2 separate regions of the Homo sapiens genome follow, and region 1 is linked to region 2. Evidence: chromatin loops called from intact Hi-C (ENCODE). Cell type or tissue: Caco-2. All regions are shown on one strand. Links, peaks and the distances in the headings refer to the core of each region. The heading gives the core; the rest is flanking DNA.

Region 1 (5,351 bases), core at 352-5,351, 80 kb after region 2:
ACTTTGGCTTAAGAGAAATGTTAAGCTATTCATCCTGTTTTGGTTCTGAGTTCCACACTGTCTCTACTCTAAGCTTCCTTGTGGTCAGCTTAGTACAGTGCTGAAATAGAGTCTGGGGGCTAATGCCCCCAATGTTATTTTGCTTCCTTTGCCACTCTTTAGTCACATGCGTCTCTTGTGGAACATACCAGGGTGACAGGGCCAAGGCAGAATTTAAATATTCCCAAGTCACCTGGCCAATCACTACCATAACTCATCCCTTAATGGTGCCTGGATCTCACCTCTGTCCCTGACACTGACATGATCTCAGAAAACAGGGCAACTGTCTTCCCCAGGGACATTTGGGGAATAAAGTCCCACAAAAGAGATTGAGGTTTAGTCCTCAAACTTGAAGCACTGCTGCTGTAGGGCCAGTATATACTCTCCCATGTGTAACAGGCAGGTGCTGGTATTGGTGTAAACATTCATTTTAGGAGCTGGGATAACCTTGTCCATGACTTCAAACTGCAGGAGCCACAAGGTTCTGCAGCTAGGTCTCCCTGAAATAAACAGAATTCTAGTGTGTAACATTTTTGGCCTAATGGATCATTAGATCCAAATACTCATACACCCAACTTAGATGACAGACCTAGATTCTGTTCCTCTGGACTTTGTTTTAACTTGTATCCGGAGATAGAGAATGATGGTCACATAAAATTCTGAGGTGTCATGGCCTCCTGTAAAGTTTTCTGAGTCCCTTCCCTACCATATGTTCTCATGTTGACTCTGATTTGGACACTGCATAAACGCTAATATAAGAATTTGTGGAGAAAAGATAGAGTTAAAAAAAAATAACCCTTAGTGATTTGCAAGTCCTAATCAAAAGACAAGACACACCTTGCAGTTGCTTTCCTGATCAGGAATCTTCAATAAATATCAGCCAAGAGTCTAATTATGGCTGTGGACTTCAGAGACCTCAGAGTGTGGGTGCAATCACTGAAGGAAGGTAGAGTTCACTCATAAAAAGAGATTAAGACCTTCACTACATGGACACAGTAGCTTATTCTTGGACTGAGGTGAAGAGTAAAAGTTAATGAAAGAAAAAAGATCAAAGGTCAAAAAGGCATTAAATAATAACCATATCCAGAATGCTGTAGGGCATTAAATAATAACTATATCCAGAATGTCGTGGCTTTGAGAATTGGGTCGGCCTGGAAATAAAGGCCCTTGGTTAGGTTAGGTTACATTATAGGATAGGTTAGACTACAGGATAGGATAGGTTAGATTACAGGGTACTTTAAATGAACTAAAAACTCTTGCCCGGGAGATAGTTATTGCTTTGGAAGTGGTGGCAAGCAAGCTAGGAAAGAATTAGGAAAAGAGGCCGGGTGCGGCGCCTCACACCCGTAATCCCATCACTTTTGGAGGACCAAGGCGGGAGGATCGTTTGAACCCAGGAGTTCGAGACCCACCTGGGCAGCATGGCGAAACCCTGCCTCTACAAAAAATACAAAAAATTAGCCCGTCGTGGCAGTGCACACCTGTAGTCCCAGCTACTCGGGAGGCTGAGGTGGGAGAATCCCCTAAGCCAGGGAAGTCAAGGCTGCAGTGAGCCATAATTGCAAAACTGCACTCCAGTCTCAGGGACAGAATGAGACCGTGTCTCAATAAACAAAACTAGGAAAGGGAGAAAGCTTGAGATCTTAGAAACCAGGATAGACATATATGAAAGGAGAAAAGGATATACCTACATAGATACAGCACCCAGATCTCAGACCCAATTGCAATCATTTCTCATGAAGGCAAGGGAAACCATCTACCTAACTGTAAACAGTGTAGCTAACATACATTAGGAAACAGTAGATGAAATACCACGACAATCTTAGTAGAAAGGGGTAAGTTATCATATTTCAGCAGTGATCTTATTGCCAGTACAAAACTAAATGCCAGTACAAAAACAAATGGCATTTGGAAACTTACAGTTGATTTCAGGAGAGGGCTGAATAAGGTATCAATCCTAAATGATGATGATGATGGTCACATAATAAATATTCTAGCAAAGGTGAGACCTTATGCAAAGATCTTTTTTATCTTGGATTAGCAAATAGGCTTTGAGCTCCACCACTGAAGGAGATATGTTAATTCAAAACTATTCATGATGAGAGGTAGACAGTTGGGAGATGAATAGTGCTCACCATCAACCTCCCATAGATATATGGAGACTCTTGAAGACAGCCCACATAATTTGGTAATCCAATATATTGATGAATTCTAGTATCTATATCACAGAAAGATCAGAAATTAACCAAGCATATCTTGGGGGCAATACAGACAGGGAAGAAAGTCAACGGAAAGATACAGCTTGGATCTGACTACAGTGGCCTAGATGAAAGTTTCCTTAGCAGGAGAGCAATGTATCAGGAAAGGGACAAACGATAAAGTCACTAGGCCAACAAATGAAAAGAGCCTGGTATCAACAAGCTTTTGTAATGGTTGCATTACAGTAAGAAAGGCCGATGCTTGGTCCAATTATCTAAATGAAACACTGGTACAGGGAAGGGATACCAGCTAGCATGGAGAACACTTAAAAAGACAATAGCTTGGGCACCAGCTTTGGCCTTACCAAACACTTGAGAACCTTGGAACCTCTGCCTAATAATACTACCCAATACTGGCCGGGCGTGGTGGCTCACGCCTGTAATCCCAGAACTTTGGGAGGCCGAGGAGGGCAGATCACGAGGTCAGGAGATCGAGACCAATCCTGGCTAACACGGTGAAACCCCGTCTCTACTAAAAATACAAAAAATTAGCCGGGCGTGGTGGCGGGCGCCTGTAGTCCCAGTTACTCGGGAGGCTGAGGCAGGAGAATGGCGTGAACCCGGGAGGCGGAGCTTGCAGTTAGCCGAGATGGCGCCACTGCACTCCAGCCTGGGCGACGGAGAGAGACTCTGTCTCAAATAATAATAATAATAATAATAACACCCAATACCATAGCTATTGGTGATACAAGAAAATTTATTTTGTTATTTAGCTTCCAGAGGTCTGGAAGGCTTCTCTAGCCTCTGTAAGGTAGCCTAGAAGAGCTAGGGGTTCCCAGTGCAAAATACCCTGATTCAGTCACACCACCCCCTAACTGTTCACGGAGGGAATAGAATTTATAAGAACAGATTAATAATATGCTATCCAGTCATTACTCTTATTAAACACCCTACGCTTTCTAAATGAATTACTAAGGGGTAAGAAGAGCTATGCACACAAGGTGAGTATCTTAATTTGAGTTCCCTCAGAAGCAAATGCTGATACGAAGATTCTAATGCAAGTAGTTTATTCAGGAGCTGACCTAAGGAAATACCTACAGGGGAGTAGGGAAGTGATACAGGGGAAAAAAAGCAGTTAATAGAGTGTGTTATCAAGACAGCCACTACTGTGGGTGGCTGGAGCTTAATCCGGTGGGTAAACTCTGGGGAACCATAAATCACATACCTTAGTTACCTTGCTCAAGAGGTAAGAGAGTTGGGGCATTCATACACCAACTCCCATCAGTTTTTTTATTCAGAGCCACTTCCAGATGCGTTAATCCCTAGCTCTTCCAGCCTACCATGTGGAGGGTAGAGAAGCCTTCTAAGTCTCTGAAAAAGCCTTCAGAAAGAGATAGTGGCAGGCAAAAATCAGTTGGAGCACACAGAAATAATAAGGCTGAGGGATAGGTGACAGGATAGTATAAGCTATGTGTATTTCAACCACAGAAAAATATTACTCCTTGTCTATTAGGCAGGATGGCTTAGGAAGATGAAGGAAACATGAGATGGAATACTCAGAGAAGTCTGAAATTTGGTAACAACTTGAGGATTTCAGGAATTGGTAAGAACACCTGGAGAGAAAGACGTGGTGGCCTTGAAGCTGACCTGGGACTCTTAGCTGCACTGGCTACTGCACCATAGAGGGGGAACAATAGACCACAGAGGGGACCTTTGCCAATAATTAGGAAATAACAGCATTTTATTTTGATGACAGTAGATAGATTCACCAGTTAGGTAGAGGCTTTTCAAACCAAACAGCCAGCAACTAAGATAGCTGCAAATATTTTAGTTCAAAAACTTCTCTTAACTGGGAGTCTTAGACGAAGAACCAAATTTGGAAACATATTTCACGAGAAAACTGTGTAATCTGAAAAGTATCCAAGTATAGCATAACACCTGTAGGCCAGGTAGCCAGAGAAAAAGATAGAACTATACAATAAAGCCATACCAACGGCTACGATGAAAACAAGAGATTACTGAGCTCACCACCTGCCTTCTTTTGATTCTAAGGAAATTAGAGCCTGATTAGCCAATGAATCAAGACAGAGCTTTACAAGGACCTCTGTGGAAGATCTAGGGTTGTTGGGAAATCCCATTCACCCCTTATCTTTTACAGATAGAGGCCTTGAGTGAAGGAAGCCACTCAGGGTCTCTGTTTCTCTGCTCACTTTCCTCCTTGTACATTTTCCAAACAAGGAATCAGGTTGGGTCAGATTCCAATGTAATCCACTGGACCATTTTTGCTGGTGGGCAGAGTCATTATGCTTTATAAGACTGCATTCACATATATAGCACTCTCTTCTGCTTCCTCTGGCCTCCACGGAGCTGATACAGTAAACTGACAATCCAGGTTTCTCTCCCCAACATAGCAGCCATGTCTAGACCACTTGTTTGAAATGGTATTTCCTTCTTGGGATTTTTACATTTTCAATGGGAGTTTAATTTCTCTGTAGAAATTTAACAATAAGAGGGGTTTCATATTCAGACTTGAGGCATTTTTGTACTTCCAAGATGCTATTATTTGGACTAAGCTATCATCTGGTATTCACTGTATGGGTCTGTTTGGTAGGCTAGGTTCAACAGTGTAGCTATACATACTTTAAGATGAGAAGTAGAATAGGTGAATTTTTCACTAAATATATAGTGTGGTCTTTAAGTTAAGTCCTGAATAAAACTATTTCACAAGTTTCTAAGGATGACATCAGAAGCATCCATTGAAGGCCTTGGGGAGCTGAATTTCACATCACTTTGGTCCAAGAAAGACTCATAACAGCCATGATATGGAACAGGGAAATGACTCCATGAAAAGGCTACAAGAACTTACCTGCAGATTTTCTCCCCTAAGGTAGAGAATCACATATTAGCTCAGCTACTGAACCCTTTGGATTACCAGAGAAAGAATGAGAAGTAGAGATTGTTAAATGTCCATGCTGGGGTTCAAAGACCGTAACTGTGCCCACTCCCACCTGCCATCTTCTCTGCTCCCTAGGAAAAGAAAGGCTGAATTGACTGATCAGAGTCCAGACCCTCATTAGGCTGTTTTCTACTGCACAGAACTTGGGGTTATCAGTA
Region 2 (5,382 bases), core at 97-5,096:
AATACATTCTTCAGTCAGTGACACTTTGTACTAGTAATTATGCTTCTGAAAGCTAACCCATAAGTGATAGGCTCATGCCCCAGAATGTCAACCAATCGACAGTAGACATGCACCAGTCACCATGTTTCTATAGCTAAGGTTAAAGTCTCTCCCTTTCTGGGTGGTGGCCGCTGCACCATGGCCTTTGGAAGGTCTCATACTGTGAGGGACTTTTGCCTAACCCTGCAAACCTGTCGAAGTGGCACCTAAATAAAACTTGTTGTGTGCCACTGCCACCTTGTGGTCATATATTTTATTTCGACCAGGCCCAGTATGTCCTCCAATTCACTACAAAGGTCTGGAAATTAGACTGGCTTGACTTTCTGCCCTCTAGTTCTCAGTTTGACAGAGGAGTTACGACAAATTCATTCAGGTCAGTGCTCAGTTGATGTATATGAACTATAAGTGGTCAGATTTGGGAAGAGGAAAGAGGTCACTGTGGGCAGGGATGATTCAGGATCCCAGAGGAGATAGAAATTGAACTGGATAATGAGATAACCAGGCAGAGCAAAGGAGATAGAAACCAAAAGATTAAACCAAGAGGAAGCAGGTTAAACCACTAGTAAATGGGGTGATTTTTAAAATTCTAAATCTTCTTCAAGGACCTAGTAGAATTAGGTTCCATGAGATAGGCCGAAAACTGAAAGCAAGTTTCTACCAAGTGGATCTGTATCTCACTAGTATTTCAAAGGTGTTTGTACTCTCCTAATGGTCACTAGACTAAGAATGCTACCCATGAAAATGATTACAGGCTAGTAATGTATGGATTATGATACAGAACAACTTGATGACCCTCTTTGTCCCTGGGTCTAAATAACCCCAGAGAGAAATAACTTTTATAAACACAGAGGAGCTATTATGTCCTACCATGGCTTTTCAAACATGAAATATGCTCATAGATATTCTTTGATTTCACTGGTAAAAGCAGTTGTTCACAGGAAAATAAAACCATCCTTCCCCTGCTGCCCTATCCTTCCAAAGGTATCCCACTGCCCTGATCAGGTTATCCTCCTTGAAACAAAGTAACTTTTAATAAAGTGGGCTGGTGGCAGGGAGAACCTGATATGATCACACACCTGTTATAATAGGATTTAATTCTGCTTCAGATGTGCTAGTTTTAATAAAAAAGGATTGAGCAAATCGAAAATAAATTACACTGAAAGGTCAGGCTTATTGCTTGTACAGTTAGGTTAACTCCCCCCACTGACACTTTTAGAGACTGTATTTATGAGACCTTTTGATTTGGAAAGGAGAGGTATAAAATACATCTACAATTTCCCCATTACTTGCAGCAGTATTTCATTTTCAAGTGTCAATTCCAAGCACTTAACTATGGCATTCTTTAACAGGAGTAAATCTAAAAAGTATGAGTTGTTTACACAATGCTGTTATTCAATATATTAATAAAACAAGCTTTTCTATCCAGTGGAAAGTTAGAAAAATCCTTCCAGAGCTTACGCAGCACAGTAATTCACTTTATTGCATGTGGAACATTTACTAAGAATGTGTTGGCTCCTGATTTGAATGAGCACATTCCTCTGACACAGCGTCTCCTCTACCAGAAGGAGAGTCCGTTTGATTTACTAAGTAGGGATGGATGAACCAATGACCCACCCAGGTTTACTTTCCCAACATATTTAATGAGACATTCAAGTAGGTACAGTGTGTTTGTTTCTTTGCTCAACTCCAGCTTTGCTTTGCTCAGCTTATAGTAACTAGAACTGTTACCATAAGCGATTCCAAATGTCTTTCCTTTCTCTTAGGCTGGTTTCATGATTCATCCATCAAACATAACAGAATGCGGAAGGGGACTTCTATTACTGCAAAATTGGTGACAATGGTCCAAAGCTGAAGACAAAAAAAAAGTAAGAAAGATAATAAACAATGAACACTTGCATGGCATTTATTATGTACCAGGCTTTGTATTAAACATTTTACAACCCTTAATCCAATTAATCTTCACAATAACTCTATGATATAGTTACTACTATTATCTCCATCTTAGAGATGAGAAAACTGAGGCCCAAAAATATAAGTGAGTTGCCCAGTGACATACAGTTTATAAGTGGAAGAGCGAGGATTTGAACTCAGGCACTCTGTGAGCTGACACATAGTTTCTAAGTGGAAGAGCTAAGATTTGAACTCCAGACTTGAAGTGTCTTGTAGCCTAGACTCTCATATTCTAAAGAGAGCCACCAATAAATGGGACCAGATATTTTCCACAAGGCTTACTGGACATACTGTCTTCATCTATCCTCTACCACTCTCCACGTCCAGTCTACTCCCCTGAGACCTGGAGGAGGGGAAGAAGCTATTGGAGTTTTCAGCCTGTTGCAAAAGAAGAAGAGGTTTTCCTCTCCAACACCAAAGCCAAATGAGGTAGGGGTGAGCCTCAAGATAATCTCTCGTAGATTTGGGAGAGCCTGTTAGAAAAGGAGACTGGCATCTTGCTCCCTAGCAGTATACTCATGACCCTGGAGACCCTGAAGATTTACTCAAAGATACCTTTGAGTGGAACAAAGAGATAAGAGAGAATGATATATGTTCTGTAAAGGCAGGTGAGTATGTGTAAATATTGAGGCTGGGCCTGCTTCTCACCTGGAGATTTCTGAAGGCAGGATACTTGCTGTAGTAGACCATTCCAGCAGGGCATGAAAGGGCTATAGTATAATGTAAATGTATAGTATAATGTAACCTAGAGAAGAACAGGATAAAACTGAACTCCTGATCCCTACTGCCCTTAAAAGTCACAGAAAAGGATCATAGCAGTTCTGACTCCACATACAGGAGCACAGACTAGAAGAGTAAAAGCCTTCATGCTACCCAGGCAGCTTGAGGGCTGATAGTCATGGCAACCCATCTAGTGAAGGGATTGGACATTTGGAATTTTGGGAATGACTGAGAGAAACCAGGCTGCTCCTCTTTGACAGTGTCCTCAGTAACAGTGAACACTGCAAATGAAGCTAGCCACCACTCCTGTGACAGCCACATAAGCCACCTATGTACACAGAGGGTAGCCCAACAGCAGAAGCTACCAGCAAGAGCTGGAAACAAATCTAACCAGAGTGAGGCCAGGAGCAATCTCCCTACCCCTAACAGACTGGCTAGAAAGTAACGCCAGAGGAGCTAACTTACAAGAAGGAGGGGGAAGAAGAATAGAGAATGTCATACCCCTGCATCTACACCTAATACTCCTACCCACCTATCTAGAAAGCAACATGGTATGGAGCAATCTTCGAATCTGATAAGACATTGGGATTTTGTAATGGACTAAATTTTGATAACTGAAAAGGACCAGAAGGTTATGAATTTTGAAAAGGGAATTCAACAAAGCAAAGTTGGAATCAACGTTTGGAAAACATAAAACCTTTACAAGTTAATGCCCCAAATAACTTAATATTCTTCAGTAAATCAGTTACGTCAGAATTCCACTGTGGAGGACAGATGCCTCTGTAGCAGGCTGTAGGGGTGTGGCAATTATTTTTCATGCCCTTAACTTCAGAGGTTACAGATCCACAGAAATATTCCAACTTTCCATGGTTTATTTTCAGTTTATCACTCATGGATTTATGAGCAGCAGGTATTGCCCAGACCACCTGGCTAGGGCAGAATACAATCATACACAAAGAAACAGTAACGAAACAGTCCTGTGGCTCAGTTTCCACTTGCAGAATTGGAGGAACTTTAGCCCCATCCAAATCCCTCCTTCTGGCTCTAGTTGGCTATGGTGGAGGATAGGTGAGGAAGGATCATTGGGGTGTCTTGCAACTTCTGTCTTAGGCCTTATTTCCACATAATTCCTGCATGCCCGGTCCTGACCACACTCTCTGGAGCCTAGCCCATTGTCACTACCCAAAGACTCTACTGCTGTTTCCTGTCATAACACTCCACCTTCATGATGCGGCTAGTGCCATCGCCACCACTGCAGCAGAAGGCCTCTTCTGTATTGCTGCTCTTAGTCTCATACAGAATACTAAACCAGAATGTGCTGGTACATTTCAGATACATGGGAGTCCCTTTCCCTTAGACTCTGATATTTGTCCCAAAGGAGTATGTCAGAAGCCTATATGAGTGTCAACATATCACAATACACTTGGGGTCCCTCTCTACACAACCTAGTATTATTCCTGCACCAAGTTGATGGACCCAAACTCCCTCTACTACCAAGGTGAGTTCCTATTAAGATTAGATATGTATTGTGCAAGTGCTCTATGTTGAAACAGTGTGATAATTGTTTATTATCACACTTAATCCTCAAGTGTGACAGGAATAGTTTTTTCGGACAAAAATTAATTTTATCAGGTAATTTCTGGTTAAGATTAGTTTTGCCTGAAAAGAAACATAAAATGGAAATAATAATTCCTTAAACAACACAGGGGCTTTGTTTCCCCTCATGTTCCAGTAGGATTGCTGTGATACCCCACTGTGTCAGAGACCTGGACTTCTATTTTATTCCTCCATCTTGTGGGGCTGAGGCTTTAGCCATGATGATCCTGTTCATCATGAAATGAGAGAGACATGCTGCCTCCCTTTAAGAACACTTCTTAGAAGTTGCACACACCACTTCTGCTTACAATTCATTGTCCAGAACTTAGTCACATGGTCACACCTAACTGCAAGAGTGGCTGGGAAATGTAGTCCTTATTCCTGATGACCATGTGGCCAGCTAAAGAATTGGGGTTCTCCAAAAGCAAATGCAATAAAAACAAAGATAAATAGCTGGGACCTAATTAAACTAAAGGGCTTTTGCACGGCAAAAGGAACAATCAGCAGAGTAAACAGACAACCCACAGAATGGGAGACAATCTTCACAATCTATACATCTGACAAAGGACTAATATCCAGAATCTACAACGAACTCAAACAAATCAGTAAGATAAAAAACAAACAATCCCATCGAAAGTGGGCTAAGGACATGAATAGACAATTCTCAAAAGAAGATACACAAATGGCCAACAAACATATGAAAAATGCTCAACATCACTAATGATCAAGGAAACGCAAATCAAAACCACAATGTGATACCACCTTACTCCTGCAAGAATGGCCATAATCAAAAAACAGCAGATGTTGGCGTGGATGCGGTGAACAGGGAACGCTTGTTGGTGGGAATGTAAACTAGTACAGCCACTATGGAAAACAGTGTGGAGATTCCTTAAAGAACTAAAAATAGAACTACCATTTGATCCAGAAATCCCACTACTGGGTATCCTAGAGGACAAGAAGTCATTATTTGAAAAAGATACTTGCACACACATGTTTACAGAAGCACAATTCACAATTGCAAAATCGTGGAACCAATCCAAATGCCCATCAGTCAATGAGTGGATAAAGACACTGTGA

Evidence for each region. A loop is a pair of places that touch in the nucleus more often than their neighbours do. Peaks named below come from ENCODE experiments on the same cell type or tissue, not always from the same donor. Only the 100,000 strongest peaks of a DNase experiment are listed, where the experiment ranks them.
Region 1: it touches region 2 in a loop (7-fold over the local background); 1 of 110 quality-filtered maps calls a loop at or near these places.

What each region holds. Positions count from the first base shown.
Region 1 is chrX:129,439,795-129,445,145 of GRCh38, forward strand. No RefSeq gene overlaps it. Among named protein-coding and RNA genes, the nearest start is that of SMARCA1, 81 kb to the right of the region's middle. In Caco-2, for the core only: no CTCF peak of the experiment used is centred there; a DNase peak (open chromatin) is centred at 3,447.
Region 2 is chrX:129,360,128-129,365,509 of GRCh38, forward strand. No RefSeq gene overlaps it. Among named protein-coding and RNA genes, the nearest start is that of SMARCA1, 160 kb to the right of the region's middle. In Caco-2, for the core only: a CTCF peak has its summit at 261 (motif pointing left); a DNase peak (open chromatin) is centred at 234.